Linked DNA regions of Homo sapiens: region 1 is linked to region 2. The links are chromatin contacts, found by Hi-C or POLR2A ChIA-PET in ENCODE. All regions are on one chromosome and are shown on one strand. Each heading gives the region's core, a stretch centred on a gene start or an enhancer-like site at or near the end of the contact. The rest is flanking DNA. Distances are from core to core; before and after follow the strand shown. Region 1 overlaps PARVA (parvin alpha). Region 2 overlaps PARVA (parvin alpha).

What was found. Hi-C counts contacts between places; a loop is a spot of excess contacts on that map. ChIA-PET counts read pairs that join two places held with the same protein, here RNA polymerase II (POLR2A). Pooled maps may share reads with other maps.
Region 1: a pooled map shows a loop between it and region 2 (2.1-fold over the local background). The contact joins two enhancer-like sites. A Hi-C loop is called at or near these places in 1 of 168 maps with a recorded cell type or tissue (K562) and 1 of 50 pooled maps. POLR2A ChIA-PET finds 5 or more read pairs at or near these places in 1 of 52 experiments (CD4-positive, alpha-beta T cell).

What each region holds. Positions count from the first base shown.
Region 1 is chr11:12,431,978-12,436,179 of GRCh38, reverse strand. The region is part of intron 1 of PARVA (parvin alpha); the gene reads right to left. Among named protein-coding and RNA genes, the nearest start is that of PARVA, 57 kb to the right of the region's middle. Within about 2 kb of position 2,010, at least 10 of the 41 ENCODE cell types and tissues checked have a DNase peak (open chromatin) inside an H3K27ac peak, as active enhancers do.
Region 2 is chr11:12,396,483-12,401,058 of GRCh38, reverse strand. All of the region lies in intron 1 of PARVA (parvin alpha), which reads right to left. Among named protein-coding and RNA genes, the nearest start is that of PARVA, 21 kb to the right of the region's middle. Within about 2 kb of position 2,943, at least 13 of the 41 ENCODE cell types and tissues checked have a DNase peak (open chromatin) inside an H3K27ac peak, as active enhancers do.

The DNA of each region.
Region 1 (4,202 bases), core at 761-3,260, 36 kb before region 2:
TTATCCCTAATCCTCAGAAGAGGGAGATATTGCTATCTATTTTACAAATAAAAACAGAGGCTGGGTGAGGTGGCTCATACCTGTAATCCCAGCACTTTGGGAGACTGAGGCAGGTGGATCACAAGGTCAGGAGATCGAGACCATCCTGGCTAACACAGTGAAACCCCATCTCTACTAAAAATACAAAAAATTAGCTGTGTGTGGTGGTACGCGCCTGTAGTCCCAGCTACTCAGGAGGCTGAGGCAGGTGAATCCGGAAACTTGAACCCGGGAAGCAGAGGTTGCAGTGAGCCGAGATCACGCCACTGCACTCCAGCCTGGGCGACAAAGCAAGACTTCATCTCAAAAAACAAAACAAAGCAAAACAGAACAAAACAACAACAACAACAAAAAAACAGAGATATAGCCAGGAGAAGTCACTTGCCCCAAAATCAGACAACTGTTGAGAGGAGAGAGGGATTCTAAATTTAATGTGTAACTCCAAACCCTACACTGTTTCCACTGCACAGCCCAGCTTTTGAAATGGAAGCTCTTCTCCAGAGTTTAGGAACCACCCACTCATCATTCCTTATGACCTATGAGAGTTTGTACACTCAACATGCAGCTCAAACCCCCCTGTAATTCCACGGGTTTGGCTATTTGGAGCATCAAACACAAGCACTTGCTATCATGACAAAAACAAGAACTCTTCGGTCCTGGGACTTAGAAATAGACCGGAAGCTCTGTCACCCATCTGTGTGTTTCACATCTCATCTGTGTTGAATGACAGGGATATTTTCAGAAGCAGCTTTGGAATGGTCAACCCTCTGTACTTTTCCCCATGTTCTGGAATCAGGATCTTGGCTGGAGTGACAGGAGAAGGGGAAAAGGATGGGAACTAAGGGAGGAATAATTTTTAAGAAGAAAAGGGAGAGTCAGTGGGGAAAATGGAACAAGTGATCAGAGAGAGGGGGGAGCCTTGAGCAACACCTGTCACAGCTGAGGAAGAGGAGAGCTTCAAGAAGCAGGCAGCTGAAGAGAGAGATCAAGTAAGATTAGGAAAGAAAGTCTGGAAATTGGGAAGTCCCAGGTAAACTTTGCCAGAACAGTTTCAATGGGTGTACAAGTCAGACGGCAGTTTGGTGTATGAATAGAAGCAAAAAAGCAGCACCTTATCTATACGTGAGTTTTCAAGACATTTGGTGAATACGGGCAGGAAAGAAGCTGATTGAGAAGGGACTGGTGTGTGGGGTGGCGGACTGAGGACTGGGGTTATGTTAGAAGCTGGGGGTTTGTAACCAAGTCACTTAGGCAGACTAAGTGATTATCTTCAGACCTGGAGCAGGCTCGGTAAAAATGCCTTCTGGGTTGATTCAAGTTGGGGACTGCTCAGTTTGAGCAGTAAGAACAAAAGGGGTTGGGGATTGGCAGTGGGGGCCACTGAGGATGCTGTGAGTGTGGCTAGAATAATCAACAGATAACCAGGCTGGGTTGGGAGGGTCTGGAAGGATAGAGGCCCAGAAGCTAGAGGCTGAGAGCAAGTCTTCATGGGAGTTACAGAGTAGAAGAGACCAGGAGGTGGAGGACTGTGGTCAAGAAGGGGAAGCCCAGAGGGCACTATGTGTTCAGACATAGAATGATCCAAGCCATGAACCATGGGAGCAAAGTCACATGGTTGGGGGCTGTGACAGCCAGAAAAGCTGAGGAGGAACTCCAAGGCTGGGAGACAGGTCAGGAGGGAGGCTGTTAAACTCACCCGGGAAAGAGAAGGCCTGTTTGATAGGGACCAAGCGCCAGAGTCCCTGGTAAGTACGAAAAGTACTGGGGGTCCCAGCAGGCGGGACCTGCAGCTGAGATAGCCATCAAAGCAGTGGGAATGCAGAATTTATCCACACTTCTCAGGCTGCAAAATGCCACTCACTGCTCTCCCTCAGGGAGCGCAGGGCTGCAAAACTCCTCGGTGTCAGTATGTGGGCCTTGCCCCCCACTGCCTTTCAAAACAGGATGGAAAAACTGCTTACGTGGTATGATATTTTAACCAGAGGGCACTTGGAAAATCAGAATTTGAAGGTAGCCTGCACACAAGTCCTAAGGCCAACCTTGGATTTATGAACACGTAGAACATAGTGCTCGCGGTGCTCAGACCTGAGCCATCGAGGTAAGGCAAGCTCATTCTCGGCCAGCCTCACATTTTTCTCCTTATTTTTATCTGTGGGATCAGGCGTGTTGGAGAGAAACAGAGAGGCCTGGTAACAACAGCTTCCCCGTCATTCTTGGTTACTTACATCTGTGGTCAATTTTCCACACTTTATTCCATAAAAGGTAAAGGAGGCACGGTACTTGCAACAGGATAATCTAAACAATATGAACCATGTTACTGTTAAAGACCATCTGGCTGATCACGCCCAGGCCCAGACTTTTAACTCCTTGAGGTAAGAAAGATGCCAAACCCAGAGAGGCCGGGGCCTTTTTCGGGGCTCTTACTCCAAGTCTTTTCCTCCCTCTTCAAGTCAGTTAAAACAACAACCTCTAAGGTCTCTGCCAATCCTAATATTCTCTCTGATTCTAGGCCGGCTGCCGGTGAAACTGCAAGCTTTGTGAATGAGCAACTTGCAAAGTGCTTCTATGAAATGCCTCTTTTATTTCTCTTTAAAAGGAAACATTAGAAGCTTAAAAAAACAAAAAACAAAAAACAAAACAAAACAGAACAAACCTTCCACACAACCCAAACTGAAATACTCTCAAGTGCTGGGGTTGCTTCCTTCATTGCTGATTCTCTCACTTAAAACTAAGGTATCATTTACATAATTTTAATTTTAAGAAGCAGCTGATACCAGTGAAGAACCAGTGAAGCCCATGCTTTGCTTTTATTTGGGCTTACACATTTTGTGGCCATCTGTTATCCAAGAAAGTTGCAAACTCAAATAAGAGATGGGAAAACTGTAAATCAGATGGTGTTTTTCATCCTTTGGGTGGGGAGCTAATGATAAAAGATTCCGGGAAAGTTTCAGCTGGGTAAGGTCGTCGCAAAAATGAAACTTGGCCTCCCTTGTGAGGTGCAGCCTTTCCACCTGCAGAAGGAATTTAGCATTTGACCTAGAGGTTCGGGTGTATTTTATTCTTCAAATAGGTCATTAAGAACTCTAGCTTTTCCTAGCTTCTTCTATGGGTATTAAAACGATTCAAAACAATTCAATTTAATATACCTTTTAATTTTTTAAATCGTGTCTGGCAACATTCCATCAAGGAAGCATCTTTCAGTACCACGGCTACGACAGAGCCCTCATTTCTAGCCACCATCTCCTTTGGGTGTAACCACAGGACCTAAGCAATCAGTTTTCTGGGAATGGATTTTCAGAGGTCATGATAGAAAACAGGTTCAAATACAATGGCTATGCCTGGCTTCAACAATGCAGCACCAACTGTGCTAGAACAGCTCTCCACTTTTTAAAATATTCTCGAAAATCTTGATACAGAAAAAAATGACGCAAGAGCCTAAATAACGTACACATGACAGAACGTGGTTCTTTGTCAAATTACTTTAACTTGCACAGGCCCAGATAAGCAGTTATTTTTTGGTTTGGTTTGGTTCTGTTGACTTGCCAAACAAACTTCAACATCCTTGTTTCTTGCCCCATCCACCTTGCAAGTTACCTCTTTGGATTCACAAAGACAAGAGGTGAACGGTTAACGGCAGAGCCATTGGGAGACAAAGCATCATATCCCATGATCATAAATCTCTTTCAAGGCAAGTTAAACTAAATTCTACAGCTCCCAAATTCAGCATTCATCTTCAATTAGATAAAATGACATTCACATCTATTTGTACTCTCTCCATTTCCCAACACATTTATCTCATGAAATAAAAACTGAAAGATACTACTGTCCTAAACATGCACATTATTTTCAAAAAGAGTTAATGAATCAGGCTAATTTAATAGGCCTTTTATTGGAATTCACTTTTAATATAAATTCTTTAACATGTGTGAGCAATATTTTTCAAGAGACAGGTGAGAAAGAAAATGAGGAAAAAAGAGTCACTACTCAACTATAGTAGTAATTTCCCAACCCAAAGCAAAGTAGGAAAAATTTTACGTTAATTGTAAAAAGAATTTTATTTTGATTTTATAATCAGATATTGGGCATATTATAGCTCCTTTGCAGAGCTCTTCCCTTTTGGAGAAAGGAGTTTCATTTCGTTTATGATTCTGATTCAATGGACA
Region 2 (4,576 bases), core at 1,694-4,193:
TTGGTGCACACTGAGAAATCACTGTCTTATTGATAAACATCTCCTCATGTTATTAAACAACAAATGAGCCCTCAAAAAGTCTTCAAGGGAAATACAGGTCAACATTTATTGCCAGACTCCAGCCCCAACTGCCTATGTTGCTCCTCAGGCCTCCCTTTGCCCACACTGCTAGTATAGCACAGATCACATGGGAATACAGTTAAATATTTGTGTTCAGGCATCTAGAAGTTCCCAAAATAACCCAGATTTCAAATATTCTTCTTGCTTTCCCTATAATTAACAAAAATATGTCAGAAATTCCACTGGATGCAAAACAGTTGCAAAAATTAATTAATTCAAACTGGTATGTAATACTTACAAAATAGGCCCAACTCACAAAAAAGAGACGGAAGGAAAGAAAAATTTTTAATAAGGCTGAAGAAATAATTGGAAATACTCAAGAAAAGTCCCATACACTTGCTACATTATCAATACATAGTATTTGGTTGGAATTCAAGTGCATTTTTCTAAAGACAAGGACCATCAAGGTCATATAAAAGTACTCCCCAATTCCAAGAGCAGAGAAAAAGAGAAGGATCTAGACAGTGGAGATAAGGTATGTCCATATGCACAGACTTTCTACACACATTGACTTGCCCTCCAATCTGAAGTAGTTTGAAATCTACTCAAAGTAATATATTTTTATTCTAGTGCTCAACTAATTATAAAGCAAAAGGAGAAATATAAATGGGTTTATGCACGAAAAACATTCAACCTCACTGGTAATCATGGAAATTCAAATAAAAACAATTAAAGTTGTTCCCACAAAGCAAATGTAATAAATTAAAACAATAAATGCTAAAAATAATATAGTTAAATAGGCACTCTCATAGACTACGGCTGGGAACATATGTTGGCACATCCCTTTTAAAAAGTAATTTGAATTTGATCAGGCATATATATCAAGTAATTTTTATTTATTTATGTTTTAATTTTTATTTTTTAATAGAGATTGGGTCTCACTATGTTGCCCAGGCTGGTCTCAAACTCCTGGGCTCAAGTGATCCTTCTGCCATCTATCAAGAAATTTAAAAGCCTTCATAATGTTTGACCCAGTAATTCCATTCTAGGAAATTTACCCTAAAGAAGTAACACTAAATATGGAAAAAATATTTATATAAAACTTAATCAATGTATTTTTATGACAGCAAATAACTGAAAACATACCTAAGCTCCAACAATGAGGGAAAAGGTTGGTAATCTATGGTACATCTTCCAAATGGCTATATTATTTACATTATAGTCACTAAAGAAGATATACAAGAATTATTTACTGTAACATTGTAATGGGTAATGTAATGAGAAAAAAATCAAAAAGTATATACAAGCTAAAAACAACAAAATACACACACACAAGAAACTTGGAAATAAATATGATAAAATGCAAACAGTGTTTATCTAGGTCAGTGCTACACAGAGTGTGATCTGCAGACCAGCATCAGCCTGGGAACTGTTTGCTCCCTGTCCATGATAAGACAAGAACTTATAATAAACATTTAGAAATATTTAGCAATTTGATATTGCTATGACATTCAGGAGGGTGTACCATGGCACTGTCTAGTTGAACAGGGTATAGACCAGCTTGACTGCTGTCCAACTCCAGTGGAGAATTACAGGTTACACAAGCTGCATAGTAGTCACACACAGTAGGACATCACAGTCCACAAAGGATTGGAAATAAAAAAGAACTGCCCCTCTGCTGTAGGTAGTAGCACTGTGGGAAAATATTGTTATATTTCCATATGTTCAAAATTTTTTATAATGCTTTATAGCTATTACAAGAAAAAACTTTTTTAATGAAAGAAAACAGAGAAAAGTAAATGTCAGTGGACTGCTATGTTTGGAAAACTTTTCTATAGAAATGTAATATATACTGAGCGGCAGAATGACATCATGGTTAGGAAAATAGATTTTGGAACCGACAATCTTGGTTTGAATCCTGGCTCCACCATTTACTAACTATGGGCTAGTTGCTCAACCTCTCTGTGCCTCAGTTTATTCATGCATAAAATGGGGATAAAAACAGAACCTATCTCATAGTTACGTATAGGGTTCGGCAGGATTAAATAATTCAATAAATACAAAGTGATGGAACACAATAAGGTCTATGTAAGTGCCCACTATTATTATCACAAGTCATGGGCATGGGTGACAGCCACAGTCAGACCATATCTTCCAATGTCTTATTTGCAACATGGGTTAAGAGGAGTGGTATATGTGGTAATAACAGCAAGGAATATTAAGTGCTTTATATGAGCCTGGTTCCATGCCAAGCACTTAACATGAATTAGCTCCTTAATTATTAACACTAGAGATCTGGTATTGAGTTCTTATGCCCATTTTGTAGAAGGAAAAACCAAGATTCAGAGAAATGAACTGACATGTCCAGGGTCACCAAGCTATTAGGTCTGTCTCCCTCCAGGACACTGGGCTAGGCACAGGAGGACGGGGGTCCCTAGAGGCTAGACTGTGAACCCCTTATAAAAGTAGAAATGCCCTGTGTCTCATTTCTGCTCTTATAAGGGGTTCACGGTCTAGCCTCTAGGGACCCCTGTCCTCCTGTGCCTACCCCAGTCAGGGCTCTTACAATAGCCAGGGTCACCAGCCTATTCAAAAGACCAGGCCAAAATAAAAATCCAGAACTTGTTTCCAGCCAGGGCCCTCACCTGGTCCCTGTCATGCAGGCCAGCAAACAGCAGCTGGTCTTCCTCCGCAGCCTGGTTGGGGTGTTGTTCTCAGGGAGTGATCTAAGTCCCAAGGAGGGCAGCTCTTGGAATGTAACGGGAGGATGCAGGGGCTCGTGAGTCACTCAACACTCCCTCCTCACCATGGCTTTGGATGTCATTTATTATCTTCATCATTTGGGTGTCTGCTCCTAGTTGGCTGGGGGTTGGTGGAGCAGTCATCCCTAAAAGGAAATCAGCCTGTTAACAACTCCCATCTCTCCCTGCCAAATGGACTGGAAGCAGAGGGAAGGACACTGGCAGGGCCCAGCTGTTCTGGGCCTGGAGGAATTCAAGGGGGCAGAGAGGCCCGTGCTGGGCTAGTGGAACACTTAGCAACCACTGGCTTCAGACCTCTGCGTGTGGATGCTCTTCCATGACTTCCTCCTCTCGTCAGAAATCTGGCCCCTCTGCATCCAGAGGAGTGTGAAATCTCTAAATGTTTATCCTCAAAGTTGAAGAAAAAAAAAAAAAAAAGACCTTCCCCCAGAAAATGGGGGCAGGGGACTTGGGAGTGGAGAGATGGTTAAGAACACACAGGATTTCGCCTTGAGATCCAAAACATCCTGTCTGAACCAACATGCTGAAGCTAGGAGCCTGAGAATTTGTTGCCTAAAAATGTGTGGCTAAAGAGAAGTATTTCCAATAAGATTAGAGATCCGGATAACTTTTAGTTTCCACCCTCTCTTTTCAAGACTGAATTCTTAACAAGAATAAGAGTTTTACTAAAATGTGTGTAGGTGTTTTTCTTCTCTATCATTTCCTTTTTGGAGAGCAATATGGTAAAATCCAGCAAAATCCAAACTTAAAAACGTTTTGCCTCAGCAATTCCACCTCTAAGAATTTATTGTGCAGACAAACTGGCATAGAATGTTGTTTGCAAGCATGTTTAATGCAGCATTGTTCAGAGTAGCAAAACACTAAAATAAATTTAAGCTGGGTGCAGTGGCTCATGCCTGTAGCCCCAGCTACTGGAGAGGCTGAGGCAGAGGGATTGCTTGAGCCCAAGAATTCAAGTCCAGCATAGGCAATATAGCAAGACGCCATCTCTAAAAATAAGAATAAATAAATGAAAGATATGATTAAATAAATTATCTTTCAGCCTATAAAAAAACTTAAATGTTCATCAATAGGGAACCTATTAAACACCTTTATGCATTGAGTGGCACATCCAAGCAATGCATAAAGCTGTTTATAAAAATGAGGTCAATCCCCCATGTGAAACATACCCAGGACAAATAGGTACGTGAAAAAGAATAAACCGCTGAACACTCTTAACAATAATATTGCAGCTGTATATAAACAAAACAAGTACATGAAAGGAAAGGAAAGGAAAGAAAACAAGTACATGAAAGGAAAGGAAAGAAAACAAGTACATGAAAGGAAAGGAGAAAGGAAGAAAGGAAGAAAGAACAAAACAAGCATTTCTCACAGGCTACACTACTACAGTCAAAGCCTGGAAGTAAGAAAGAGGGGGCCCTTACTTTTCATTTTATATTTCTACCCTTTAAAAATTCTGTTTTACCATAAACCTAAACAGTTTTAGCTAGGTTAATACACATAGAAGTCATAATACCAACTGGTTAAACGTACTGTGAACAAGAGGAAGTTCCATGCGAGCAAAGACATAGAGCTTGGGCAATGCCTGGCAGGGGATCCTATTTCTGGAATGCCCACTGAGGGCCAGGCCCTGTTTTAAACACTTCACAAGTATCAATTCCTTTCATCTTCAAGACAACCTTATGAGACAGTGCTAGTCATGCCATTTTGCAGATGAGGAGACTGGAGCTCAGAGAGAATGATGAACCTGTCCC